4 separate regions of the Homo sapiens genome follow, and regions 2, 3 and 4 are each linked to region 1. A link is a contact called in ENCODE Hi-C or POLR2A ChIA-PET data. All regions are on one chromosome and are shown on one strand. Each heading gives the region's core, a stretch centred on a gene start or an enhancer-like site at or near the end of the contact. The rest is flanking DNA. Distances are from core to core; before and after follow the strand shown.

Region 1 (6,982 bases), core at 920-3,419:
TTTAGGATTTCTGCCACCTGTTTTAACTCTCAGAGGTTTCCTTTTTTGTTCTGTTTATATTCTAGATCAGTGTTTGGCAAACTTTTTCTGTAAAAAGCCAGAGAGTCAATATTTTAGGCTTTGCCGGCGATAGGGTCCACACAGCAAGTGGCTGTGGCACAAATGCAGTCACAGACAGGAAGCAAGTGAATGGGTGTGGCTGCGTTTTGATAAAACTTTATTTGCAAAAACAGGCTGGAGAGCTGGACTTGGTCTGTGGACCAGTTTGCCAATCCCTAAAATCCTAGCCGTGGCCTGGATCATTGAGGTGTTCCTATAGGGTGGGCAGACTTGCCCAGGCCCCTTGAAGCCTGCCCCACACAGCCCTGAAAGTACTCGCTGCCCACAGTCCCAGCTCCCTGCCTTCTGCTCCGCATGGAGTGAGCAGGAGGAGGCCCGCGTGGAAACCCCATCTAGACGCAGACAGTGGCCTCTTCCCGAGGAACTTTCCCAGTTGTCACCAACAAAAGTCTTCACCTCCAGAATAATCAGTTCTTTAAAAAAAAAAAAAAAAGACTCACAAATAACAAAAAATAAAAATAGGCTCGCCTCACAGAGCACGCTGCCCCTTCCCAGTGGACCTGCTACCTGGAGGTCTCAGACAGGAAACCACGGATTGGAGAACTTCTGGCCCCATTTATTGTATGGGCGCCTATTTTTGTCCTGAGGGAGGAAGCACTTGGGGGTGGGGAGGTGGCTGGGGAGGGAAAGGGGCTCTCGTTTGTAAGACCCCCTCCTTGATGGCTGCTACAGCGTCTTGGGCCAGCAGGGATGGGGAAGGCCACTACAAACCTGTCTGATTAAAAAAGAAGAAAAAAATATTTCTCTTTCAAAGCTGTCTGTAGAGGCTTTTCTCTTTTTTTCTTTCCATTTTTATTGCCTTCAGCAGTAGAGAGAAAAACAGAGATACCCACTTTCTTGTTCTTGCTTATTAAGGAAATGACATTCACCCCTAACTTGCTGTACGTGACTACCGTCTCCTGGAATTAGAAAATGTTTTTCCAGCACCTCTTCCTCCTCATCGTCCCTCCTTAGAAAGAGGTACCAGAGGAGTCAGGCTGCCTGGATTCCAATCCCCCTTCTCCCAGCTGTGTGATTTGAGGCAAGGTATTTGAGCTCAGTTCTCCAATCTGTGAAATAATAATAGAATAAACATTTCCCAGGGTATTTGTGAGACTTCAGAGATAGTATATGCAGCCCGCAGCTCAGACAGCACTCAAGTCATGGTAGCCTCTGTGGTGGAGGCACAAGTTCTGGACTAAGATGCTGGGTGGGAGTCCCTCTGGGGCAGGAGCAAGTCACTCAACCCATATTTAATGAGCCCCTAGATGTGCCCCAGGGGAACGTACACTCCACTGGGAGAATACAGACGCAAAAGAAATAAAGCAAACATGCGACAGGCGCTGCAGGGAAGAATCGAGTGACGATTCTTGAGTGATGAGGAGGCATATGGAGTGTTCACAAGCCCTTACTGAGAAGGTTACATCCGACCAAAGACATCGGTCTGTAAAGTGAGGTCAATAACAGTACGTGCTCCATGGGACAACGTGAGGGTAAGATTAGAAAAAGCAAGGACCTTCTCAGTTCCTGGAACACGGAAAGCACTCTGTGAATGTTCGCTAGTGTTACTGTTGGTGCATTACGCTCCTTGTTGAATTCTCACTAAGGGGACATTAGGAGAATACCATGTCCCCGTCTATGGGACAGGTACCAGCCCCTGCACTTAAACTCAGTCCATAATGGCTATAAGACAATGCCTGGGACACAGAGAGATGCCTGATCCGTAATGTTGGCCTGGGTGAATAAGGTCAGACCTCACCTCCGTGGGACCACGGGTGACATGGAGCAACAGTCGCCGGTGCACAGGGCCTGGGGAGGCGAGGTGGGGCATGGTTTTCAGGACTCTGCTCCTGGGTGTCTCGGGGCACTTTACTAATCCTCACGCCTGTGAGTTAGCATGTCCTAGAAGTTTCCAGAAGACTTGGCAACAGCTAACACAGCCCTAGGGAACAATAAAGTTACTCCTTCTCATCTGGAGGTCTGGGAACCCGGCTACAGAGGCTTCAACCCCAGTGTGGGGCAGCCCCAGCCGCGGCCCCGGCCTCCCGCCCAGGACCCCCATTACTAAATAGCAGCAGCGCCACCTGCTGGGGCTGCCAGGCCATTCCTTATCGGCCACCATTTTCACTCCTCCAGGAGTGAGGGACACCTGAGTGTCATTTCATGGAGCCATGATTTTCATTTTGAAAGCTCATTTGTCCCTCGGATTCTTTAGAGAGGTAGTGGGGAGGATCTCTCTGTTATCATCCAGGGCCAAGCAGAAGAACGAGGAAGGAACTGTCCCTTCCTTTAGCCATCTCCCGTGTGAAGGCTGGACTTGGACACAGGCTCAGGAGGCCAGAAAGCCACTTTCCGTCCCCTGAGCCTTCTGGGGACCCTCAATGGGGAATGCTTTGGGCACATCCCTAAGGCCAGAAATCCCACTTGACCGGGTGGCGTCCACTGTTGTGTGGGCACTAAGCCCCTTTCACAGCAAAGGGCTCCTGAGTCACACGCTCTGGACAAGGCCAGCAATGTGGGGGCAGGGGAGCCGGCCCTGCTAGGTCTGAGCCATCTAATGATTAACGGCCAACAGACACAGAATTTGGTTTCAAAATTTCCTAAGAGAAAGGCAAAACGAGAAGTCAGTGGGTTATGTAGTTCCTACTGTCAGACCAAAGACAGCAGACATAATGTTTGTCTGGGAGAATTCAAGGATAATGACCAAAATACGTCCTGATAGAAAGCCCTGGGCAGGACACTGGATAATTCAACAAACAACGTCTTTCAATGGGGTATTGTATATGACACAAAAGCACCAGGCCACTGTGTGATATAAGGAGGTGGCATTTCCGCAGGGCGCCGAGGGCCCTGTGCCCGGGAACCTGAGGAAATCTAATGCTCACCTAGGGGCCATCTAGGGCACAGGGACAACATGCCCGTTAGACCGTCTTTCTCACACTGGTCGCGCCGACTTCACACACATGGAGAAATTGCTCCCCAAGTCACACCTCAGAGTAAAGGGGTCCTGGGGGAGGGGGTGCCGGGGGGTGGTCTCAGACCAGAGATGAGGTGAAGGATATGCAATTCGGATTTCATCCCTTGCCTTCACATGGAACTTGGTCAAGTTAACTTGGAACTTAGTCAAGTTAATTCAGAACTTAGTAAATTAACTCGGCTTAGACTATGGATTACAGATTATGCGGCTCCATCTCCCCACTTAGCCAGCCCCCATCCTTCCAAGGGCGGAAGCCAACACTTTGTAACTCCCCCAGCCCCACCCCAGTGGGTGTTCCCCTGCAGCCCCGTGCTGCTGCCCTCCTGGAAGCAGTGTGTTCCCAGGGGTCCCAGGGAGGGGCGGGCCCTCTGGAGGAGTGTCATGCCTTGGCCTAGCAGGGGACATGTGGCCCAACAGGAGCTTCCCTACACCTTAGTGTGGCTGCCTCTTGCACCTCGCCATCCTCCCACTTGCTGCAGGGAGGAAGGGCCTGGGCATTGAGTGGGGTCATTTTCAGGACAGTGTGCATGTGCAGCGCTGACCAGGAGGCATGGCCGGTGAAGACGCCTTTGGCTGCTGGCGCTGGGACCAGGGGACTTCCCACAGCAAGCACCAGGCTGGAGCCTGCAGAGTGGTGCGCTGGTGCCCTCTAGTGGGAGCACACCACCATACAGCCACCGATCCTGGCGAGGCCTCCACTCCAGCAGTCCTCAACACTGGGGCCACACTCAGAGCAGGACTGTTAATGATGGGCCTGGGCTGCCCACAACACTGACAGAGTGGTAGCCTGGCCAACCCCTCCACTCCTGTGATAGAGATGCCAAAAATGCTACCAGGACACCAGCCTTGTGGATGGAATTTGGGGGTCCCCTAGAACTGCAGTCTGAGCCCAAGTGTGTGTCTCAGTGTCTGCCTGCCCTATGGCTTCAACACTGAGAACCATGATTGAACCCTGAATCCATGGCCCTGTACTCAGAGCCTTCTGCTGCCCCCCATCTCCCACCCACTCCACCCCCGCCGACCCCCCACCACCCCATCAGTGTTCTTAGAGAGCAATGTCAGTCTCAACTGGCCTGAGGCTGCCATTGTATGGCATGTCATGCCTCGGTGTGGATGCCATAAAACCTGGCTATTGGCTAGCTCCTATCCCAGCGTACCTGCTCCTTTCCCTCCAGCCACCAGTGTGGGAAGGAAGACCTTGGGGACAGTTAACACCACCAACAGACCCTTTACTTAACTAGCTCACTAAATGCCTTTTCAGAGTGCAGAACTATTCCTGGCAGCAGGGGTTCACAGAGGTATAGGGTGAGCCCTGGACACAGACACCTACTGTCTACCCTGTTGCCCCACATCCTTGTGGGGGCTCCAAGAGCCTGAGTCCAGCAGCTCCAGAGATGAAGTTCCTGAGGTCAGCACTGCAGTGAGACTCACCCCTGGATTCATTGCCAGTTGTGGAAACACAGCCAGATGGAGTCACCAGGAATAGGGGCCTTGGCTTTGGCTGGAGAGGAGCTTGGCCAGACGCCTAGGTGTCAGCATCTGACCCCCAGTGGAGGCATCACCTCCTAAAACCACTCATTGTGGCATGCGCTCTGTGTGTAACCCACTGAGAGATAAGCTAGGGCTCCCAGGAGATCAACAGGCATTCAGTGTGGGGGCCCATGGCGCCCTCTGCTTTGTACTCAGCCACACATTCACGCCCCAGACTGCAGGAGCTGCAGCAGCACAGGGGAGGAAGGTGGGGTGTACTGGGAGAGGACCCAGACTTTGCCCTTCAGGGACTGTGACCTGGGCAAGGCACCAGCACTTGCTCGGGCATTTGCAGCTTTGAATGCATGTGGTAATCTGTGCATGTCTCATTTCCTCTACTAGGCTGTGCCTCTCGTGGGGAACTGTATCTTATGTGATCAATTCTCTCTCTCTAAAAGGCTAGGGCAGAGCACTTGTCCATGAAGATGAGTTAAGTGAGCAAGTGAAGGAAAGAGGAAGATTTGGCAGAGGCACTTGAGGCTTACAGAACAGCCATGTGCTCCCCTTCTTCCCGCTCCCCTGCAGAAGTGTCAGCCCTTGCAGTTGGGGCGGGGGCATGTGACTAGTTCTGTCCAATGGGCTCTGAGTGGAGCTGATATTTCTGGGCCAAAGCATTTAAGACATACAGCAGGGGTGTCCAATCTTTTGGCTTCCCTGGGCCACACCGAAACAACTGTCTTGGGCCACACATAAAATACACTAATGATAGCTGATGAGCTAAAACAAAAAATTGTAAAATACCTCATAATGTTTTAAGAAAGTTTAAAAATTTGTTTTGGGCCATATTCAAAGCCATCCTGGGCCACAGGTTGGCCAAGCTTGACCTAGAACACGACCCTCCAGCTCTCTTTGCCTGTGCCAGGGCCACTTGGATACCATGGATTGAGATGGCAGGGCCACAGAACGCAATCCACCTGGACCCTGGAGTCCCCAAGGAGCTACCCTGGAGACCAGCTGGACCCTCAGCAGAATTTCAGAAAGTTAGAAATAAAATTCTGTGTGTGATTCCACTGAGATGTGGGGTTTGTTTAGTATTATGCCATGGCCTATAGTGTCCTAATACAGGAGACGATGGAAAAATCCTGTTTTCTTTAACAACAACAACAACAAATGTGTCTCAGAAATCACACCGAGAAGAGCATAACCAGGTTCATGCTGAATTTCTGCTGGGAAGTGGTGGGAGAAACTCAGAGACAGAGGGACGACTGAGTGTCAAGACAGACACAAATCCTGCCTTTCTTGTACACTCTAGACAACACAACAGCACATCTAGAAAGGAGGTTCTTCAGCAGCACTCACTCTAGAGCACCTGGTGCTGGGGTTATGAGGCTGAAGGAAATGGCCCAGCCCTCAGGCAGCCCAGAGTCCAGGAAGGGAGTCTGGCAGTTATGTAAGCAGGTGCGACGTGGTGGGAGCCATGCCACAGAGATGGGGGCAGGGGCTCTGGGGAAATGGCAGGTGGATGCTGGACTCCATCCTGTGCATCTGAGAGGGATCAGGGGAGGTATCCTGAGCCAGAAAAAGGACAGGCAGAGAAGGGCTGAGTGAGATTTTAGGCAGAGGGAACCGCCTGCTGGTGAGAAAGCAAGGAGAGATGGAAGATCAGAACAGATCAGGGGAGGGACTGACAGGGCCACAGGATGGCAGGGGGAGCCCAGGACAGAGGCTGGGCAAGGGTGCTGAGAACATCACAAAGCCTCCTGCCTGCTAAGGAGTCCGAACAGGGACAGAAGGGGCCGGAGATGGGGGTCTGGGCCTCTGTGGGTTGAGAACATGCTGGGGACACAGCTGGTAGGATCTTTATGCCCCTCTTCTTCTGGGGTGCAGAAGTGGAGGGCAGGTAGGCAATGGGCTTGAGGCCAACCTCCCTTTGTCACCCTCTTTCCTTCTTGCCTCCAGGTAGGGAGGGGAGGCCAGCCCTGATTTTTGTCTAAGAAAGTCTCTAGGAAGCCCGCTTATCTATGTACAGGCTCAAGACTCCCATAGGAGGGCTGGAGGTCCTCAGGCTAGAGGTGGGCTTTCCCTCCCATTTGGGGGCCTTCAGCTGGATGCACAATATCTCCTAGGTGAATCTGGAAGTAGGAGGATGTTTTTGGTGGTCACTATGCCTGCCCCTCTCCAGTGACGGCCATTCAGTGGCAGAGGCCAGGAGTCCTAAATATCCCACATTGCATTGGACACGTCCATACTATTAAGAGTTGTCCCCACCACATATGCTAATAGCTAGGCCAGCTGACCCTCAGGACCCAAGGCCAGACGAGTGAACCAGCCAGCCCTATTTATGAGGGGCTTTGAAGAACACTAGGAAAACTCAGATAAGTCATCCCATTGTGCTCTCACAGGACCGCAAATTCCTCAAACACCAAAAGTCTGTGT
Region 2 (7,378 bases), core at 1,966-4,465, 320 kb before region 1:
AGGTCTGGCGGCTTCTCCTGCCATCCTATTTCTGGGCCTGGCCACAAGGAGGTTTCCAAGAAGGGCCCTTGGTCAATATCACAGACAGCTCTTGGGTTCCTGAGCTGTGCCTTGTTAGGGCAGACCATAGAATCCAGCCACAGGCACAGGCTATCACCACCACCTGCTCCATGTGGGTCCCTCCTCTGTGTACTGGAGGTGTGAGGACACTGCTGGGGCTCAAGTTACAGGCCCTGTACCCCTCAAAAGACAGAGTCTGACTGCAGAGGGCAAACACTCCACAAAGCCAACTGAAAAGCATTGAGTGGGAAGGCAGTGGGGAGCTCTGAGTGTGACCCCCGTGCCGAGGCATCCACTCAAGGGCTGATGGGTGGGAGAGGCGCTGGGACCTGGGGAGCAGGATGTGGAGATGGGAGTTCTCCTGGGAAGGCAGGTCTTGCAGGGCTTATGGCAGGACGGTACAGAGAAGGGGTCCTGGGAAGCAGGGGACTGGTGTGGGTTAGGTGGGTTGGGTCACTGTTTGGGAGGCGTGACAGTTGTCTCTGCTTTCCGCACGCCTTCAAACTCAATGGCACGAAACTGGAGGGCACAAAGGCCCTCCCCTCAAAACCCCCAAATCGCCCACCATCTCTGCGTCCTGCTACTGGCCACATTTTAAATTGCCCGCCATCTCTGCGTCTTGCTACTGGCCACATTTTAACAAATGATGTTCAGCATTTTTCCCTTTGGGTTTGTCAGAGCAGGGTTGTCCCTGGATGTTCTGTAGGGTCGTTGTGTCGGGGGCAGGGGTGGGGGAGGAGTAAAGGGGTTGCGGGGAGGAAGGGAGGGAAGCACCCTGGGAACTATTTCTACACAAATAACTAGCTATTTTAGTTTCCCTACTGGACTAAATGCCAAGTATCAATTAAAATTTTTTGAAGAAAAAAACAGATGTATTAATTCTTGCTTCCTCCTTTTGTTGGCGGGTCTGCTCTTTGCCATTTGTGAGGCCGTGTGTGGGTGTGAACGTCTGTGTGTGCACATGAAAGGCTGCGTGTGCTGGACACGTGCTGTATCCACACATGTACTCACACCCGGATGAGACGGCACCCTTCACCAATTATGAAACTGCTTCACAAATCCAACCTCAGAAATGACTGGATTTAGCGTTTTTATGGGGTGGGATGGTGAGGCACATCCCCCCCACATGCCGTCTCCCATGAGGACAGAAAAGAGCATCATACTTTATTTTATGACCAAGAGGTCATTCGTCTATATCTGCTCTTGAAAGCCACTGAGGACATTTTGCCAATCACTAGGAGAAACTAAATAAACAGAGCCAAACAGTGTCAGCTCTCTGCGGCTGAGTAATTATGAGGAATTCCTCTTTAAATAGAAGTTTAAGTAAATATAGAAAGATCACTTTACAGAAGGCAGCTCCAGAAGAGATGGGGGAGCGGGGCCACAGGCGACCCTTCCAAGTCAAGGAGAAGGTAAAGGCCGAGCTTGGAGAAACCAGAACCGGAGGGTTTCTGGTATGAAACAGACACGCTTCTCCTTCTTCCGTGCCTGGAAGCAATGTGCCAAGTTGTTTCTGCCTTCATCTTGGCAGGCTTCAATTTCGGATGCTTCATTTATAAAAATGGCTTCTGTTCTGGGCCTGGGCTTAAACCCTGGCCCTGAAGACTCACTCTTGTCCGCCAGCTCACCAGGGCTCTGTCCCATTGGTCACTGTGCTGAGCCTTGGAGGAGGGATGGAGTGTGGGGAACAGGTGGAGCTCGGGAGATCACTGCAAACCGAGAGGAGCCCTTGGTAACGCGTAGTAACTAGTTCGTGATACTGTCGGTTGGTGCTAGGCGAGTCAGAAAGGCCAATGAGCAATGGATGAGTGGAAGATGATTGTTATCCTGGTCTGGGGAGACAGAAGGCCTCTCACAAGTCTGACCAGTCCCCATGGAGAAGCCCCACCTAGTGCGAGCTGCCCACTCTATTCTGTGAACATGAGGGCTGTGCAATGATCTCTCTCCCCTTGTCTGAACATTCTCTGGTCCCCCGCAGGGCTGTGAATTCCCCATGGTCACGGCAACTGAAAAAGTCGTTGCCTTGAAAGCTCAAGCAGAAACTGTGTTCTGCACTGTGAAACACCAAGACCCGTTCTAAGTCCCTACCACACAAAGACTGAGAAGTCCTGGAAGGCTTCCCAGGGGAGGTAGCACACGAATGATGTTTTGAGGAATGAATAGGAGTTTGCTGGAGGAAGGAGGCAGGGCATTCTAGAGCAGGTGGACATCTCAGAGGGATCAATCCCAACATGTTGGGAAACTCTGAGCAGACAGGGAATAATGGCTGGAATGTGGGTGGAGGAGGGAAAAGATGAGGGCAGATGGGAGCGAGGACGAAGGAAGGTCAGCCTCCTTCCAGAGGACTCTGTCCTAGAGCAGTGGGAAGCGATGGGAGGAGTTAGGCAGGAATGTGGCACACCCAGGCTCCCCTGTTTCAGACTTCCCAAGGCGGGGTATGAAGGCTTGAAGGTGGATGAGCGTGGCAGTGTGACATTAAGTTAACAGATGGCTGCAGTGGTTTGGTGACAAATGACAATGCCTGGCCCAGGCTGGTGGAGGGAGGTGGAGAGCAGTAGACAGAATGGGGAAGTAAGTGCTGAAATCAGCCATGAAGTTAGTAGGGGTGGGGGCAGGAAGGAGTCAAGGACAAGGTTGAGGAAATCTGTCGGATGACGCTGTCATTTGTGCATTGGGAAAACCAGAGCAGGAGCAGACTGAGTGTGGCCAGGCTGGGGCTGTGCCTGGAGAGAGGGTCTACACGCAGCTGGGTGAGGGGTCCGGAATTCAGAAAGGAGGTCCGGGCTCGAGAGGCCTTGGGCACAGATAGCATTTGAAACCGTGGTTTGGGTGAAGTCACTCCTTGGAGAATGTGGAGCGAGGACAGTACTGAGGCCAGTCCCCAGGGGACCCACATTTGGGGCAAGTGGCAGGGGAGACTGAGGAGTCCACTGAGAGGACAGTTGGGGGAGTGGGGAGTGTTCTAGAAGATGAGGCAGGAGGCAGAGGAGGGGACGGTCCATGGCATCAACATCACCCAGAGAGGGCCTGAAAAGCGGCCACTGGATGACAGCAAATGAGGCTGGAGGCCATGAAGAGGCCTGTTCAGTGAAGAAGGGGACACCCCAGCTGGCCTGGCCTGCAGACTGGCCCTTCCAGCAATTGCCACACTTCCTCCTGCCAGGAACATGGTTGCCGCGATAGTGCCAGGCGGGGGACACCATCCGGCCAGTGCTGGACAAGGAGAGGGGAGGAGCCAGACCCATGCCCTCCTCCATGTCTGACCCGAGCTTGAGGCTGTGGGGCAGGTATGAGGTGAGCCTCTATTCCTGCCGGAGCAGAAGCTGCCACCTTACTGTGGGTCTGCACTGGGTGGCCAGCATGAGGTGCCCGGGTAAGGCGGCTGGCCCTCGCCTGCAGGACAGACCAGCTGTGACAGTCATCTTCCTGGGTGAGCTGGGTGTTAGCAGTGTGGGGAAAAGGCGTTGGAGAAGGTGCCTTCCCTGGAGACAGGTTAGGCCCTGAGGCAGAGTCCTGAGCAGCCTACACCCCAGACCAATTAAATCCGAGCCTCTGCTGCGAGTCTCGGCCCCAGTGTTTGTGAAAGCTCCCCAGGTGATTCAACCCCTCCAGGGCTGAAAACCGCCAGTCTAGGGAGAGAAAACCCAGGTGTAGGGCTCTGTGAGCGCTTTAGATCGGAGCAAAGCAGCAGCACTGAAGCAACAGAACCCAGGAAGAGGCTGAACTCAGATGGGCAGGGCCGGCTGCACAGCAAGGTCAGCCTCCCTTCCAAGGGGCTCCTTCCTTCTCCCTCCGGTCCTCGAGGCCCTGGTGTTGTTTTCCTCCAGGAAGGGTCATCCCCACCCCACCTTTAGCCCCCGTCTTAACCCAGCAAGATCCTCTGGAGCTCCTCCCTCCCCTGCCACCCTACCCCACCGTTTCTGGGAAACTGCCCCGGGCAGGCTCCTGAGTGGTCATCCCCGGACTCTCTGCATTGGTGAAGCTCACAGCCCAGTGCCAGCCCACGCCCCAAACTGAGGCCCCTCTCCAGTGTCAGGGAGGTGGAGGACTGCCTGAGGCCCCTCAACCTACATCTGTCCTTGGACCCAGAGCATGGAGAGAGGGCAGCCCACCAGGGTCACTGACCTCAGAGCCCAGACTTTTGCTCTGAGCTGGGGAGGGTCCCAGGCTTGGCAGGGTTGGGGCTCAGGAGGAATTGGGGGAGGGCCCGAGTCAGTGTGGTCCCTCCTTCCTGGAGGAGAGCTCTTGGAGGCCAGGCGAGAGTTCTGCTTCTGGGAATTAGGAATGAAGAGGTCCTGTCTGGAGACCAGGTCAGAATCCCATCCAGCCTCAGGGCAGGGTGGCCCCAGCACCCCTCCCATCATTCCTGGGATGAACTCCCGGAGTGGCGTGACCCTGATGTGACATGCCGAGCTCTCCCTGGCCTCCTTCATAACAGGTTCTGCAGGGACAGACTGACCTAATCTCCTCCTGGGGTAGGACTGAGGATGCCACAGACCAGAGGTGAGGCGACCTTCACAGGGTCGCGCAGCACCTGGTGGTCTGGTCAGTTCTAGAATCCCGGACTCCAGAGGCCTGCTCCTGTGGACTTTCCAAACACTGCCATGACTCACTAATGGTGACACATACCGAGCATGGCCTGTGTGCCCTGCCCCCTCTTGGAAGCTCACTGAGGGGAGAGTGTGGGTGTGCAGCCCTTTGCTACCAGGGAGCCCACAGCATGGGTGTGGACACCCCTTCTCGCACACACACAAAAACCCCAAAAGCCTCAAGGCAGCAGTGTCTCTGCTAAGCCTCGTGGCTCAGACTGGACCTGGGATGGGGACAGGTAGGGTCTGGGTGAGCAGTGTGGCAGGCAGAGGGTGCAGGAGGGTGAGTAGGAGACCAGCTGAACACATATGTGGACAGGCGGGGAGGCTCCCAGTCACGAGGCCGAGCCTCACTGTGCAGGAGGGAAGCTCACTCTCTCTCTCCAGCTGTGGGGCTGGATGGAGCAGGGACAGGGAGGGGCCCAGGACAGTGGAGGGTCTCTCAGGCTGTGTCCAGGCTGGGTTTTCTCCCTCCCTACCCCTCCCTCCTTCCTGCCCATTGCTGTATGAGAGGGCACCCAGGCATTCGCTTTTAGAGTTGTCTTTAGGGTTGTGGAAATGGAGAGAAATCAGGGCCTGGTAGGAAGGATGGGGGCAGGAGGCTCTGCACAGCAGTGTCAAGAATTCAGGAATCAAGTCACTGGGAGAAATGTGGCTTCTCTCTGGCCCCAGCCCCTCACTGGGGTCTTAAGCTCCCAGCCCTCGCCAGCCACCTCCTCCCTCATCCAAGTTAAACGAGCCTGGAGTTGGATAAGAATTCCAGGCCAGGACCTTTGGGAAGTAGAAACCGCCAATCTTATCCACTGGGCTCTGAGGAATTTGGCAGGGCCAGGAGGAAGGGGCTCCACGGACTGGGCTGGACACCCCAGCCTATCTCCCCCACCCTGGAGCAGGGGGCGCGCTCATTATTAATAGCCCCACAATAAACCCCAGCGATAAGGCTCTCCTCTTCCCACCACGCAGATAGTTCTTCCAGTTCAGAACAAAGAAACAGAGAACAAACAGCCAGGTTTCGTGGAGGGGTTTTGTCCATAGAACAAATCTCTGGGTTGATGCCACAGCGCACGGCCAAAGAGGTCTCACATCTTGGTCTGCCTGACCTGCCAGGGGATTCTCTTTGCTGTACAGAAGAAGCGCCCATGCAACCTCACCTCGGCTCCTCTGTTCAGCTGTCCCTCTCCCTGCCAGCTGAAAGCTAACCCAGGCCTGGCAGCCAGTTCCAATAAGGCCTCCCCTATAGCCCCACAGTCTGAGTTTTCTGCCAAAGCAGGGTCAGAGGTGCACCGTTGGGTGGTGGGCTAATTCCTTCCCCTGAGTGCGTCCTGTCTCCAGTTTGGAAAAGCCCAGGTTCCTAGCTGGAGGTCTTTTTTTTTTTGAGACAGGGGCTCACCTGTCACCCAGGCTGAAGTGCAGTGGTGTGATTATGGCTCATCGCAGCCTTGAATTCCTATGCTCCAATGATTCTCTTGCCTCACTCTGCTGAACAGCTGGGATTACAGGCACATGCCACCACATCTGGCTTAGATAGGGTCATAAGAGCAATCACACAGCAAACAACAAGCTTGTGAAAGCAGAGAGAAATGGGCTGGGGCACAGTCAGCAGCTAGGGTGGCACCTGCCCTGGCTCCAGGGTACCTGGGATCAGGGTCTGGCATCCTCTGCTGGCTGCAGGTTGACAGAGGACAAAATGTTCCTCAGTGTTCTATGGCTGGGACTCTCCCCAACCCACAGCCCCCGGGCAGCCCCAGAGGGGCTATGAGACATTCCCTCCGGATACTGCCACCTGGGTCAGGCCTGAGCGTGGGGTGCAGCCAGAGAACCTGATTTTGGGGTCAGCTCAGGAGCCCCCTAAGCCACTAAGTAGCCAGCTTCCTAGGGTCCCACAGGAACACTCAGAACTCCAGCGGAGGAGCTCGGCTCTGCCTGATTCTGACCTTGACCTTGGCCTTGCTTGGCGAGACCTGTGCCCTGGGAAGGCCCCCAGTGCCTCCCTCACCTATCAGGCTCCAGGAGACCACCTTCACTCCGTCTGAGCCCCCAGCCTTGGGCCTGCTCTGAGTTCCTGAGCTGAAGGCCTGACAGTGACCCTGCTGCCTGATCTCCGGGCCTGAAGGCTGGGCAGGCTGCAGGGAGGCCAGACCTTCCTGGGGGTGCACCCTGTATGAAGCTGGCCCTCCTCCCCCAGCTCAGGCTGGGTTAGCAGAGATCTCCCAAGACCGATGCCCACCACAGGACCAGAGGGGTCGAGATAGGCGTGTTGGGCTTTTCAGAAAAACATGAGCCTCTTCCTCAGTACAAGAAAATTTGGGGAAACTTTTTTTTTTTTTGAGACGGAATCTAGCTCTGTCACCGAAGCTGGAGTGCAATGGTGCAATCTTGGCGCGCTGCAACCTCCACCTCCCAGGTTCAAGTGACTCTCCAGCCCCAGCCTCCTGAGTAGCTGGGACTATAGACTCCTGCCACCATGCCCAGCTAATTTTTGTATTTTTAGTAGAGACGGGGTTTTACCATGTTGGCCAAGCTGTTCCCAAACTCCTGACCTCAAGTGATCCGCCTGCATTGGCCTCCCAAAGTGCTGGGATTACAGGCGTGAACCACCGCGTCAGGCCTGGAAAACTTTTAAACAAGGAAGCCACATGGGGAGGGTGAACAGGGGCAAAGAAGAGGAGGGCAGGAGAGGCCAACTTTTTTTTTTTTTTCCCTAAGAAACTTATTTCTCTCTGAGTAGC
Region 3 (6,963 bases), core at 4,091-6,590, 300 kb before region 1:
ACACCACTGCACTCCAGCCTGGGCGACAGAGGGAGACCGTCTCTCAAAAAAAAAAAAAAAAAAAAAAAAAAGAATAAAGAAAAAAAAGAAAAGAAGGAAATGAATGAGAAGACAGGAGTAATAATGGAAATCTGCTTGAAGCCAAGGGGCAGCCTATGTTCAGGGAAAGGAGAGGTTAGGGCCGCAATGAAATCACCATGGGTGGCATTACATCTTCCCAGAGACAGTGCCAGCTGGGAGGAGATGGGCACAAGGTCAGCACCCTTGGCCACTCACCTATGGACCGAGGGCACCTCCTTGTCACTGCCCCACCCCTCCACAAACCAAGGCCCAGGCTGGCTGTGAGTCTCCATGGAGCACAGCAAACATGTCTCTGCCCCAGCCTGCCATCTCTCCCTTCAGAGACAGTTAAAGAGTTCAAATTCCAGAGGGAAGAAACATATCCAAGGTCATGTTCATCATGGCGTATCTGGTGAGCCCCCATGACCTACAGGACTGCTCAGCATGTCCATATATTCTGTACACATAGTGCTCACTGTGGGCCAAACACTATTCTAAACCCTTTCCAAATCAAAATGCTTTAAATACTCAAAATAACTCTATGAGAGACTTCCTGTTAGGACTCCCATGTTACAGACAAGACACTGCGCCAGAAAGGGAAGCTAGCTTCCCCAAGGTTGCATGGCTCATAGTGACGACGCTGAGACTGAAGGTAGTCTGTCTGGCTTCAGCACCCACCTTATGCCACCTCAACTATTCTCCTGCAAGGGCAGTGTTGAAATTCTCATCCCACAGACAAGGACATTAAGGCCGAGGCTGATACACTTTCCCAAGGTTGCGACTAAAGCCCAGTCTCTATTCCACACCACGGCCTCCCTTTGTGGTGAGAGGGGGCAGAGATCAGCGTGCAGTGAGTCACAGCAGTTAGAAGGCGTGTGCCTTTGTCTACTGCCACCTGTTTCAGGAAGCTCTCCCTGACTGCTCCCTAGTCAGGGGGCTCCCACAGCTGCCAGGGATGTTCTGCCACAGTCCTGCTCCCTGGGCATGGCCATTGGTGTGTAGATGGCAGATGCCTGCTGAGGATGAGTGTGACTTTGTCCCCTCTGGCTCCCCAGCACTGAGCCAGGGCCTGGCACCAGCAGGTGCCCCATAAGCATGTGGGGGATGAAGGGAATGGTCCAGGTACTAAGAGACTGAGGGGCTTGGAGAGAGAAGAGCCAGTTGTGCCTGGAGCCAGGTACTCACTAGTGGGGTACCCAGGGCCAGGGAGGAATGGTGGAGTGGGGCATGGGGCAGGCCCTTCCAGTAGGGAGGGCTGGGGGTCCTCAGGGGCCTGATGTCTCACCGTCCAGAGAGGACTGGAGTTGGGTGGGGAGTGCTCTGTGGTCATGGGTGCCAGAGTCTCAGCCAGTGCACAGGGCACCTTCATGCCAGTTAGGAGGCACCCTTCCTCCCTCCAGGTGCCCAGCCCTGCCCCAGGACCCTGGGAGCTGCCTCAGACCCTCAGCTGGGCACCCTTGTGTAGGACACAACCTGGGTGCTACATGTGAGACTCTCTGGGTATAGAGTGTGACTGTGTTGTGTGGGGGTGCGGGATGTGGTATATACGCACACGTGCAGGGAGCGGGGTATGTGTGGTTGGAGAGGGTTGTGTTGTGTGTTGTGTGGGGGTGGGGGATGTGGTATATACGCACACACGCAGGGAGCGAGGTATGTGTGGTTGGAGAGGGTTGCGTTGTGTGTACATGGTGTGAGAATGGAGAATTAGTGTGGTATGCGTGTGGTGTATGTGTGTGTGCTGTGTGTGGGTGTGTGTGATGTGGGGTGTGTGAATTTGTGCTGCACTTTGCAAGCCTCCCAGGCTGGGTGGCCTCTGTGCAGGGAGAGCTGGGAGGCCTAGCTGTGAGGGTGCCACGTCCTAGAGCCAGAAACTCAGGTGTCTCAGTGGCCAAGCCTTCGCCTGCCCCTGGGAGTGGGGCCGACACGGGGTCTGCAATGGCAGAGAACGGGCTGAAGGTCCTCAGTGGGCAGGCACAGCTGGCCTCCCCTCAGGAAGGCCCTTCCTTCCAGAACTCTGGACTATCCCTTAGTTAGGGAGGGAACGGTCTGGACAGACTGAGCCGAGGAAAATATTCCTGGTCAAGGGATGCCCTCAGCTTGAGGTGCCTGGTCGGAGGCTCAGAAGAGATCTGGGGGAGATGCTGGGTCCACACAAGGATGATGTTCTGGAAACCGGAACTGCCCAACGGTGGAGGAGGCCGCTTCCTAAGGGAGCAAAGCCCCACCCCCTATGCCCTTGATGAGTTCCAGCAATGCTGCGGCCCCCTCAGCCATGGTGTTGGAGGAATCTCCCCTTCATGGTGCAGGACATGGGTCAGAACACGACCCCACAGACCCCTCACCCTCCTGGGTTCCACAGAAGCAATGGGGATGCCCGGGACACCTCCTTCCTTCAATTGCACCTGCTGCCCCTCCCCGGAAGTTCCTCCATTGCTTTTCCCCCGTGGCCCCTCCAAATACTCCAGGATACCAGGATGTGGAAGGCACTTTAAAGCCACCCTCTCATTTTACAGATGAGGACACTGCGGCCCTTACAGGGAAGGGACTCGCCCAAGGTCACAGAGGTACAGCTAACACCACGGGCACGCCTCGAACCAGGCACCCACCTAAGCGCCCTCATCTCCTCACGCCAGGCCCGAGGTGGGACCTTCTCCATCTTACACAGGGGAGGACTTGGCCTGGGGTTGAGAGAAGCCAATATGGCCCAGGTCACAGCACTAGAAAGAGGGCAGGATTCTCACAGGGTCCCCTCTGCCTCCAAGGCCCTGCTGCTGACCCTGACGCTCACACTCGGTGTCCCCCACACAGCGATGAATCTGTCGTGTCCACTGAGAGAGGAAGACAGATCCTCTCAGTACCATCTGCCAGGGACAGGGTTAGGGAGGCTGGGCAGCTCACTCAGCCTAAGTTTGTTTCCCCAGTAGTCAAACGGGGATAATAATAGTAACATTTGGGGCTTGTAAGATTTCCATAAAACATGTGACGCCTTCTCTTTGGAGACCTCAACAAGCAACGTTTCTCCTCTCCATCCCCTTCCATGACCAAAGTGCTACCCTCACCAAGCCTCCTAGCCTCCTGGCTTCCCACACCCTTAGGGCTTCGGCCAGCTTTCTTGGGGTACCACCTACATACAGTATGATGCACCCATTTTGCATTCAGTGTTGGATGAGTTGGGACAACTGTATACTTCCATCCACATAACCGCTCCCGGAAATGGGGCACCCAGGGCCAGGGAGGAATGGGGGGTGAGGGGCCATGGGGGAAAGGCCTTCCAGTGGGGAAGGTTACTGACTCCTCAGTAACCTGAAGTCTCAGGGTCCAGAGAGGCCGGTAGGTGGGTGGGGAGTGCTCTGCGGTCGCAGGTGCCAGAGACTGAATCAAGATATGGGACAGTTCCATCACCCCCAGAATTCCCTTGTCCTCATCCCAGTCACTGCCCCCACCCCCACCGCAAGACAACCAATACTTTTGGTGGACTAGGGACTACATTTGTCTCTTCTAGGGTTTTCCATAAATGGGGGCCACACCATATGTATCCTTTTGTGTTTGGCTTCTTCACTCAGCATAATAATGTATGTGGGGTTTACTCAGCTTCGCCCGTCAGTAGTCTGATCCCTTTTATGCCTGCAGAACAGAACCAGGAAGAGGTGGCCTCTCCGCCGCTGTGCCTCCTCAGAACCTGCTGTGGCTTCTGAGCAGCGGTGGCTTCAGTGCTGGGCACACTGGGCCTGGCCCACAGGAAGGGCTCAAGTTCGTTGCGAGCAAATTGACTGAACCCTTGATATTCGGGAAAACACAAATTGCCTAAACTAGGCGGGGAGTCATTTCATTGCTTTTCTTTTCTTTTCTTTTCTTTTTTTTTTTTGAGACGGAGTCTCGCTTTGTCGCCCAGGCTGGAGTGCAATGGCGCCATCTCGGCTCACTACAACCTCCTTCTCCCGGGTTCTACTGATTCTCGTGCCTCAGCCTCTCAAGTAGCTGGGATTACAGGCATGCGCCACATGCACGGCCAATTTCTTTCCCCCCCCCCCTTTTTTTTTTGTATTTTTAATAGAGACAGGGTTTCACCATGTTTGCCAGGCTGGTCTTGAACTCCTAACCTCAGGTGATCCCCCAGCCTGGGCCTCCCAAAGTGCTGCGATTACAGGCGTGAGCCACCTAACCGGCCCATTTCATTGTTTTTCAAGCAGTCCCACCAGCGTGGAGAGGAAGGGGTAAAATTTAAATACGATGAAGAGGAAAGGACGGCTTAAGATAAAGAGCTTGGGCTGACGAGGGAATAGTCCCAGGGTTCAATTATCCAGCAGAGCGCGGCCTCCCCACGCCCGCCCACCGGGGATAATTAAAAGCCGGACGCCTCGGTCCCTTCCCCAGGGAGGCGGCGGCGCTCCGCGTGTGAAACGGCGCTCAGAAATGAACGGCGACACAGTGGCTTCATTGTTCGGCGGCGGGGGAAACTGAGGCCGGAGGGCGGCCGCCGGGTGACTGGAGGCTGGGTCACCACGTGAGTCAGAGGCGCAGACGGGCAAGATTGCTGTCATTAAGGTTTACAGGTCTGCAGCCGCCGCCGCGGCTGTGCGGCCCGAGCCGCGCCCGGCCCGGGTCTCGCTCGGCCACCCCGCCTCGGCGCCTCGAGCGCAACTGCGGGTGGCTCGGCCACCGCGGGGGGCTGGAGAGGTGACCCCGACGGTCTCCGCCCGCCCTGCGCTCCTCTGCCGCCGCCGCCGCCGCCCCGCTCCCGCGGGCCCGCCCTCTGACAGCGCCCGCTGAGGGCCAAGCCTGGCGGCTGGAACCTGAGCCCCGGGGTGGCTGCCACCCCCGCCCGGCCTCTACCTGCGCCACCCGCGCGGCGCCCCGGGAGGCGGCGCGAGCTCTGGGAGCGCGGCGCCGGGAAGACGGCATACGGCCCGGCCCTCGCCGCCGCCCGGCGCCTCCGCTGCGCGCGCGCCCGCCGCCCCGCCCCCCACTCCTGGGCGCGCGCACCTCGCTTCTCCCGAGGCCGCGGGGTCCCGGTTGCGCGCCCGGCCCGCCCGCCCCTTCCCCCTGCCTCCCCGGCCTCGCGTCGCCACCCGGCTGAGTCACGGGCCGCGCACACTGCACGTCTGACTGCACGGGCCCCTCGGGCCTGCACCTCCGCGGCCCGGAAGGGACGGAAGCCCCGCGTCCCCACCCCCACCCCGGGAGGGTCCCTGCGGCAGTTACGGGGGAGCAGCGATAGCTGCCCTGGAGGTCGCATTCCCACCCGGCCCCCGAGTTCTCCGGGAGAACTCCCCCGCAGCCTCGGCGGCATCGCCTCCTCCAATCTCCCCAGGAATCGTGTTTCCCCCAACCCTGCCTCCGTGCGCGCCGGGGTGGCGGCGGGATCCCGGTGCCGCCACCCCTCGGCCCCTCCGCCGCCGTGCGGGACCGCGATGGGGGAGGGGACAGGCCCGGTTTCGGTGAGGGGGCTGGGGTCGGCCACGCCCTCTTCCCTGGCCCCAGGGTGGGGGCCGCGAGGATGGCGGGGTCACCGGGCTGAACTCGCGCCTGTCTGACCTGCGGGGGTGTAGGCGGTGTGGACTGTGGACTGGAAGACGTCCTTAAATTTTTAAAAATAGTCTTGCCGTATGGAGAAGAACACTGGAACCTTTAAGTCCGCATCCCCTCGCCCGATTCGGCTCGTCTTAGTCCAGAGTGTAACTCCAAACATACTTATTAAGAAACTGTTGCTTTATTTTGACTCGTTTACATAAAATTTCCACTTTGGGGGGGATGGCGGTGGGCTTGTGGATTCCCTAAAATAACTTTTAATGGAGCGAAGCCTTCCATTATGGGAAGCGCCTAGACGCGGAGAGGCGTCTGGGGGCCTGGGTTGCCGTCACAGCCCTGCCACCAGCTGGCTGAGCGACCGGGGCACGTCGCTGCCCCCTCTGCCCGTGTTAGGAGAGTGGCCGCGGCGGGGCGACTGCACGAGCTGCCCCTAGGATTGAAAGACAGAGGCTGTCTCTCCTTAACTTGCTTTGATCCTGCAGAGAAGCAAAATGGAGTGAGATTAAAAATAAAGAAGATGCAAGCAGTTTGCTTTTCTGAATGGTGTGCCTTCCGCCCCGCTCCAGTTGTATTTATCATGCAGACAAGGTCAAGGTAACCTTCACGGTCTGGCCAGTTCCATTAAGTACAGAGTGCCCTTTCACTAGGAGGAGACCTCCATTGAGAACTTTACTTCCCACATCACTCGGGAACCTTCAGGGCTTTGAAGGCTCCTACTCCAAAGGGTCAGGAGGGGAGAGGCCCGGAGGGAATGCGAAGAGAGACTTTTCACAAAGGGAGAGAAGAATGAAGGTGAACAGGTGATGTCGACTTGATGTGTGACATTTAGGGATTCATAAACGGTTTATGGTCCTGTCCCAGGAGGCCCTGCCCTCCCCACCCCCATGGCTCCGAGGGGCTGAGTAATGTGGACACCCCGAGGTAGCGAGGTAGCGCAGCTAGGAGACTTTACTGCCTGGTCCTGCGCTCTGCTAACCTGCCTGCTTCCTTCCTCCCTCCCCTCTGCTCTGCCAGGGTGGGTAGGGGGGTGAGTGGAACAGAGCCCACAGGGATGCTGTTTCACAAAGCTAGTGTCAGGGTCCCCTCCCACCGCCCCCCAGCAGCACACACGTGCATTAGCATGTCTGTGATGGGTGAGAGGCAGCTGCAGGGAATCGCAAGGTTAATTTAAAATGATGGAGTGGTGGGAAGAATGAAAGGCCACGATTAGAGCTCAACTTTGAAAGAAGGCAGGGGAACAATTACTTTAAAAGGTTTTAATTGGTCCTGTTCTGAAGAACTCACTCCTCCTTTGCTAAAACCCTAGGCCAGCTCAGACCTGCATTTCTGGATTGCCCAAGTGCCTCCCTGTTTTTCCCCTTTGAACAGTAATTC
Region 4 (7,445 bases), core at 2,082-4,581, 350 kb before region 1:
CCACCCTTTCTGTCCCATCTCCCTGGTCAGTCACTGTCCCCCTTCAAGGCCAGACTCAGCAGCTGTCCTTGCAGCCAACCCAGCTGGTCAGATGCCCCTCCCTGGGCCCACAGTGTCCCGGTCGGGACCCTGACTCCACGATGTTAGGAAGCCCCTCGGGGCAGCGTCATGCCATGCGCTTCACACAGGAGCCCCATCGCCATGTTGGCATCTGTAAGGTCCCCAGGAACATCCGGACAGGAGAGGTGACCAGATGCTCCTGAGACCAAGGAGCTATGGCACAGGGTTGGGGCCACACTGAGTTCCAAACCACGGAAGCTGATACCCACACACTTGGCTCCCTCCTGGCCACTACTGCTGGGGCAGAGACCAGGGTGCTCCCCACCTCCCCACCTGGCTACCCTGGACAGAACCTGGCCCTGCAGCAGCTGCCTGGCTACCCAGGGGCACCTGTGTGCCTGGGCTGTCACTGGACTCTCTGAGCCTCAGTTTCCCCATCTGTACCTGGAATGCCAAGCCTGTAGAAGCAGGACTGTGGAGCACAAGATGACAGATGCAGAGTGCCCAGGAAGCAGGGGATGGAGAAATGGCAGGGGCTCAGTGGTGGCGACTGTCACTGCAGGCTGCCAGCAATATTGGTCCCGACCTGAATTCACCTGGATGACAACCTCATGGAGGGAATTTCCCTGGGTGTGTGTTGAAGAGATGCAAAGACCAGGCAGTGGGGCGGAGCAGCACCTAAGCCCCAAGAGCTCTGCCCAGAGCCTGGCATGGGGGGCCTTGTGGTGGGGCTGTCTGTCTTTTGGGTGAGTGTAGAGGGAGCAGAAGAAACTGCCTGGGGCCAGAGCCTGGGTCTTAGCCACCTCTGAGGAGGACTCACCTCATTGACCAGTTTAAATCCCGCCTCCTCCAGGAAGCTGTCCTGGATCAGCCCAGCTCCAGTATCCTTCCTTCCCGGGCTCCCAAAGCTCAACCACAGTCCTGCCATTCCCGTTACCTGCCAAGCGCACAGGACAAACAAAACACCAGCATCAGCGATGAGGAGCTGGCCCTTCCTGTGCCAGGTCACCAGTCTGCATAATGGGGATGACATTCTTCCCTACAGACCTCAGAGGCCGTGGAGGCCAGAGGGGAGGTTGGCCCGCCCTGAGGCTAGGAGGAGGCTTCCACTTGGCAGGGGGCTGTTGGCTGAGGGATGTAGGGGCTGAAGGATCTATTGTCATTGGGAGAGGCTGGTGCCAGGGTGTGTGGAGAGGGGGCACTCAGGGAGGTGAGTCCTGCTCAGGGTCGGTCCTGCCCAGCCACTGGCTGCACCAGTTAAAGCCCCACCAGGACAGAGCTGGCAGAGCAGGGGTGTCCAGGGCAGAGAAACATCCTCAAACCAGCCACTCCCCACCCCATAGAGAGCAGGAAGCCCCAACTCAGCCTCCTCCTGGGCGTAGAGACCAGGAAACCAGATGTGGTGAGACGGCCATCTCAAAATGCACACATCTTCAAAGCGGGGCTATTTTCCATGTCCTTTGGACAATTTTAGAACAAATTTGTAACACTGGGATGCTAATGGATGACAGTCATGCTGTGTTCATGCAGGTATCTGTGTCTGGGCACCTTCGGAGGCTGTTGCTGATACAGCATCTTGGGAGGTGGGGTGGGGAGGTGTTTCTTAAAGGACCTCCAGATTTCCTTTTAGGTTCACTGCATGTTGCAAAGGACTGAACCTTCAGGAACTGGGGGAGGGGCTACAGAGCCAGCTGGCGAGGGGGTGTGGGCAGCCCTGAGGACCCCCTGTCTGGGGGGGTGGGGGTGGAAGGCACAGTTTCGTCTGAAACCACCCTTCACACACCCCCTTCTCCCAGCTCCACACGGAATCCGGGTGTATTCACGCGCTGAGGCCACCACGACAAAGTGCCACAAACAGGGCGGCTGAAACAACAGATGTGTATTTTCTGACCATTCTGGAAGCTGGATGTCCATAATCAGGGCATGGGCAGGGCTGGCTGCCCCTGAGGCCTCTTGGAGAGGCCTTGCCTGGCTCTTGGAGCAGCTGCCCTTAGTGGTGGGGCTTGCAGACGGCCACCTTCCTGCCGCGGCCTCGCACGGTTGCCCCTGGTCTGTGTCTTATCTGTGCCCTAATCTCCTCTTCTTTTAAGGACATCTGTCATGTTGGATCAGGGCCCACCGATATGGCCTCACTTTAACTTCACTACCTCTCTTTAAAAACCCCATCTCTGGGCCAGGCACAGTGACTCATGCCTGTAACCCCATTGCTTTGGGAGGCTGAGGCCAGGAGCTTGAGACGAGCCTGGGCGACATGGTGAAACCCCATATCTACAAAAAAATACAAAAATTAGCCAGGCATGGTGGTACCTACCCCTCATCCCAGCTACCAGGAAGTCCGCGGCAGGAGGATCTCTTGAGCCCAGGAGGTAGAGGCTGGGGAGGGCCGTATCATGTCACTGCACTCCGGCCTGGGGGACAGAGTGAGGCCCTGTCTCAAAAAAACAAAAACAAAACAAACCCATCTCCAACACAATCCCATTCTGAGGTACCAGGGGTTAGGACTTCAGTGGAGGAACTGGGGGGACATAATTTAGCCACAACACCAGACGCCTCTCATTACTTTGGTCTGACCCTCAGTGCTTCCCTGTTTAACCACGTTTCTTTGCTTTCCTCTTCTGTCAGGGGCCCTCCCCACTCCACACTCCCTGCCCAACATACACCCACCCATACACAGGATTGGGGGTCCGAGAGCAGCTCCTTTGCCATCCCCGCCAGCCTGAGCTTTCTTCTCACCCAGCAGAGCTGTCCATCCCTGAAGCAGAAACGTGGGGTCCACTGCTCCCAGGCAGCTCTCTCCCTGTGAACTCTGATTCTGCCTCCTCCTGGGGATGAAGGCCCCAGGGTTCCCCATCAGCCCTCCAGCCTGGCCTGATTTGTACAGCCCCTCCCTGGACCATCTCTCTGCGGCACCCCAGAGGCGGCTCAGTAGACCAGGTGACCAGGACAAGGGCCGCAGGAGGTTCGGGAGGAGAGGCAGGCCAGGGCCAGGGTGCTTTGGGCTGCCGAGGAGACGTCCCACAGGCCACCCAGGATGTGGTCTGCCCCGGGGACATGGATTTGGGGTCCTGTGCATGGGAGATAAGCATAAGCTAAGGTGGAGATCCTGGGGTACACCCACATTTAGGGGTGCTGGACAGAAGGGAGCTCCTTGGGGGGAACTGAGGCCCAGGCATGGAGGAGGAGGAAGGAACAGAAGGGAGAAGGGGTCATAGAAGCCAAGGGCCAGGGTATCACCGAGAAGGCTGGAATGGGGCTGAGAGGTGAAGAAAGGTCACGCAGAAATGAGCACAATGAATTCAGCCACCCAGAGGTGCCAGGCTCCGTGGTGACAGGAGTCTTTGTACAGGGTGGGCAGGAAGCAGGTGGCAGCTGTTTTGTTTATCAGTTACTGCATGACAAGTAACGCCAGAACTCAGCTGCTTCAAACAACCGTTTTCTTATGCACCCAGATTCTGTGGTTAGGAGATCGGACAGGGCGCAGAAGGGGCAGCTTGCCCCGTCCATGATGTCTAGGGCTCACTGGCAGGTCTCCAAAGCTGGAGCCAAAATGACCTGGACGTGAATGTCTTCCCTCAGGTCTTGGGGGGCGACGCTGGCTGTGGTCTGGGACTTCAGCCGGGGCTGTCAGCTGGAACCTGGCCTAGGGCCTGGGATTCCTCCCAGCATGGGACCTCACAGTAGCTGGACTTGGACGTGGTGGCTCAGGGCACCAAGCAAGTGTCCAGCACACCAAGCCAAGGCTCCATCACCATTCACTCCAGAGCCTGAAAAGAGGGAAGGCAGCATCATAGAGGGGCTGAAGAACATGGACCCCGGAGACAGACCACCTGGGTTCCAATCACACTCCAGCACGTACTGGCTGTGGGACCTCTCAGGGCCTCCATTTCCTTATCTATAAAATGGAGGTAATAATTGATGTTCACGCAAAGCTGTTACGAAGATTAAGCCCGTGCTGCAAGGTGGCGCCCTCAGAGCAGAGCCTGATGCATCCATGGTCCATGCCTCACAGGTGTGTGTTGCTGGAAGTGTTATCCCGAGGGGAGCTCCTAAGAGGCAAGGCATGGGCACGCCTGTGGGAGGGGAGGCGGGAGCCCAGGGAAGGGAGAGCCTGCAGCCTCGGGGGTGGGTGGTGCAGGCCTTCCAGGGGCCAGGGCAGCCTCCACGTGCAACGTCACATTTCATCTGTGCCTCAAAGTCCATATGGGGGAGATCCAGCTTGGGGACACCATGAGCAAGGGCTTGGTCAGCCCCAAATCAAGGCAGGTTCAGAGAATGGGAAGTGGCTCCACTCAGCTGAGGCCATGGCCAGTGGAGAGGGTGGCCCCAGCCCTGGCCCAGTGGGTCCTAGTTAGGGCTGTGATGATGATTTTGATATTTGAGAACATGTGGCAGGCCCAGCAAAGTGGTTTCAGGTCAGCTCTTCCATTCCAAGCCCATTCCCCTGCCCAACAGTCACTCCTTTACTTCACTGTTGCCATCCTTAAACAGGGCAGAGGCCGTGTGAGCCCATTAGGACACAGGTGTGAAATAACTCCCCAAGAGGCTGTGTGTAATCCCAGTACTTTGGGAGACCATGGCGGGAGGATCACTTGAGCCCAGGAGTTCAAGACCAACCTAAGCAACATAGTGAGATCTTGCCACTAAAAAGCATTTTAAAATCTAGCTGGGTGTGGTGGCACACACCTATATTTCCAGGAGGCTGAGGCGGGAGGATTGCTTGAGCCCAGGATGTCGAGGCTACAGTGGGCTATGATCATACCATTGTACTCCAGGCTAGGTGACAGAGCAAGACCCACCTCTTTTAAAAAAAAAAAAAAAAAAAGGCTGTGTGGACCCAAGTATGCATGCGTGTGCATGTATGTGTGTGTCTGCATGTGTGTGCACGTGCGTGTGTATGTGTCTGTGTGTAACAATCAGGGCCATCACGTTGTGGTCCAGCCAGCATGTCAAGTCTGTGTGTGGGGCGCCCTCTGCAGTTAAGCAGTGCACAACCCATGCAGCTGTACCTGGCAGCCCTGAGTGTGGACTGTGGGACCGTCTGCTAGGTAACCTCCCTGACGCCAGGCCCAGGCCCCGCCTCCCAGCCCCTCATGCCCTGCCTGCGGGAGCTACAAACCTGAGCTCACCACTCTACAGGCTCTTTTCCCTCTGGTGAGGCTGCTCCCTGGGTCTCTGGTCCTGGCATGCTCCTCCTGCAGATGCTGTGGGGACAGCAAGGTGTAGGGCGGTGTGACCTTGGCTCTGAGACTGGCTAGGCCCCTCCTCTGTTACCTGAGTCATGGAATTCTCCAGAAGTGGGCAGGGCTGAGCCCTGGAGCCAGGAGAGGTGAGGTCATGGGTTTTGTCTACCATGGGCCCTGCCATCAGGCAGGGAAGGGTGTGTCCCCTCCGTGGGGCGTGGCGGCTGAACCCAGGTTTCCCGGAGCTCCTGGCTTTGACCTAAGCCTGAGCGTCCCTCCCACAGGCCGGAGCTCTCTCGTTGGTGCTGCACCTCCATCCGGGGCTACATGTCCCCTCCACCTTTCTCACCCAACACTGGACGGCAGGGAAGCCCTGTGAGGGAAGAGGGGGTGAGTTAGGGCCCCTGGGGGCTGCGTGCTGCAGATGGAGGTGGGGGACCACACTAGCTGTGCGCTTTGCCTGGAGAGGTGGGGATGGGATGTCCTGGTGAAGGGCTAGAGGGGTAGCCAGGGCCCAGCTGTGGCAGTGGGGGCAGTGGCACTGGACTCCAGTGTGGTGACCATGCCGGCCCTGGAGGGGTCTGAGCCGGGGCATGGCTTGGCAAAGGTCATGGTGGAACTGGACAGCTGTGTGGGAGCGGAGGGGAGGCCAGGGTAGGCAGGGCCCTCACAGGCAATTGCAGCCAGGCCCTGACGACTGCAAGGGTTCCCATGCGGGATCCGGGACCCACACTGGACGAGCCCCCTGCCACTCTCCACACACTTCACCCAGTCTCAGTCACTCTCCCACCAGCTCCGAAACAGAGGGGAAACTGAGGCCTCAGGAGGTAGCTCTGGGCCCCAGCTCACACAGGGACTGCAGGGGCTTGGACCCAGCTTCCCCAGCTCCAGAGCCAGCGCCTCTTTCCCCTTGCCCGCCACGCGGCCGCCTCTGTCCGTGCTGGTGGGATTTGATTCCAGGTGATGGCCTCAGGCTGGGCGCCTGGGAGGATGTCAGTGGAGGGGGTGGTGCGTTTTGGGGCCGAGGGGAGGTGAGGAGGCTGTTTTCAGGCATGCCGAGTCTGTAGTGGGGATGACACATCCCTGTGGACATGCAGAAACCACCGGAGACATAGGTCTGGACTCGGGAGAGGCCATGACTGGGGCTTCCAATGTCAGCTCCCCAGAGGCAAGAAAGACAACTTCAGGCCACCTGAGCCTTCAGGGGATTCAGAGAGCAGAGGTGCCAGGATGGGGGAATGGGGGTAGGGTCTGGGTTGCCAGACTTCCACCCCAAACCACAGCAAGCCACCACCAGGGAGCCTGGTTTGGGGTCTGTGACGATCTATAGAAGGGGTGAGGGTGGAAGAGGCATGGGGCACAGGGTGAGGGGCAAAGGGCAGCCTCCCTGGGTGGAGAAGAAGGCCGGGGGTGGGGGAGTCTGCATATCCACCCAAGTCCCCTGTCCCTAGGGCTGGCCACGATTCCTCCTGCCCCAGAGCTGCTGGGGGATGCCGGGGCAGGAAGCTGGAGCGAGGGTTACAGCCAGGGCAGCCTGATGGCAAGAGAGACCATCCCCTCCTGCCTGACACCCCGCTCCTGTGTGGAGCACATTCATGGTTGTCACCCCGGTGCTGCCTGGGGACCAGCTCTTCACGCTCAGCAGTTACAGCAGGAGCCAGGCTGCTGGGAAACAGTGGATGTGTGGCCTGGGGGACCTTGGAGCACTTTTCCTCACTCAGTCCCAGACTCACAGGGATCCGCGCATGTACGTGCACACACACACATACACACACACCACACATCACACACACTCATTCACACACACACACTCATTCACACACACACATCACACACATTCATTCACATTCACACTCGTACACACCACACACACGCTCATTCACTCATACACACACACCACACATCACACACACACAGTACACACACACATTCACTCACATTCACACTTGTACACACCACACACATGCTCATTCACACACGCACGCCACATCACACACTCTCATTCACTCACACTCACATACCACACACACCACACACATCACACATGCTCGTTCACTCACACTCACCACATATCACACATGCTAATTCAGTCACATTCACTCACACTCACCACACACCAGACACATCACACATGCTCAGTCACATTCACTCTCATCACCACACATCACACACATTCACTCACATTCACACGCACACACTTGCTTA

Evidence for each region. Hi-C counts contacts between places; a loop is a spot of excess contacts on that map. ChIA-PET counts read pairs that join two places held with the same protein, here RNA polymerase II (POLR2A). Pooled maps may share reads with other maps.
Region 2: a pooled map shows a loop between it and region 1 (2.4-fold over the local background). The contact joins two enhancer-like sites. A Hi-C loop is called at or near these places in 2 of 37 single-sample maps with no recorded cell type and 7 of 50 pooled maps.
Region 3: a map of B cell shows a loop between it and region 1 (5-fold over the local background). The contact joins two enhancer-like sites. A Hi-C loop is called at or near these places in 5 of 168 maps with a recorded cell type or tissue (B cell, CD4-positive, alpha-beta T cell, CD8-positive, alpha-beta T cell and 2 more), 10 of 37 single-sample maps with no recorded cell type and 17 of 50 pooled maps. POLR2A ChIA-PET finds 5 or more read pairs at or near these places in 1 of 52 experiments (HepG2).
Region 4: a loop to region 1 is called in a map of HCT116, with 9 times the contacts of the local background. The contact joins the promoter of DYM-AS1 here to the enhancer-like site in region 1. A Hi-C loop is called at or near these places in 7 of 168 maps with a recorded cell type or tissue (GM12878, HCT116, K562 and 4 more), 31 of 37 single-sample maps with no recorded cell type and 16 of 50 pooled maps.

Annotation. Positions count from the first base shown.
Region 1 is chr18:48,672,163-48,679,144 of GRCh38, reverse strand. The region is part of intron 6 of CTIF (cap binding complex dependent translation initiation factor); the gene reads right to left. It overlaps LOC105372107 (a long non-coding RNA gene), which reads left to right. Exons shown (of 4, transcript XR_007066460.1): 4 at 5,469-5,620. Among named protein-coding and RNA genes, the nearest start is that of MIR4743, 5.1 kb to the right of the region's middle. RefSeq lists enhancers at 1,937-1,996, 2,017-2,086, 2,723-3,347, 3,821-4,000. Within about 2 kb of position 2,169, at least 8 of the 41 ENCODE cell types and tissues checked have a DNase peak (open chromatin) inside an H3K27ac peak, as active enhancers do.
Region 2 is chr18:48,988,173-48,995,550 of GRCh38, reverse strand. No RefSeq gene overlaps it. Among named protein-coding and RNA genes, the nearest start is that of DYM-AS1, 32 kb to the left of the region's middle. RefSeq lists enhancers at 1-160, 161-930, 3,993-4,622 and a silencer at 4,329-4,477. Within about 2 kb of position 3,215, at least 10 of the 41 ENCODE cell types and tissues checked have a DNase peak (open chromatin) inside an H3K27ac peak, as active enhancers do.
Region 3 is chr18:48,974,013-48,980,975 of GRCh38, reverse strand. No RefSeq gene overlaps it. Among named protein-coding and RNA genes, the nearest start is that of SMAD7, 27 kb to the right of the region's middle. RefSeq lists silencers at 4,572-4,691, 4,722-5,021, 5,122-5,241. Within about 2 kb of position 5,340, at least 24 of the 41 ENCODE cell types and tissues checked have a DNase peak (open chromatin) inside an H3K27ac peak, as active enhancers do.
Region 4 is chr18:49,019,589-49,027,033 of GRCh38, reverse strand. It overlaps DYM-AS1 (DYM antisense RNA 1), which reads right to left and starts at 3,331. Exons shown (of 5, transcript NR_148999.1): 1 at 3,295-3,331; 2 at 2,725-2,812; 3 at 881-997. RefSeq lists an enhancer at 766-1,667.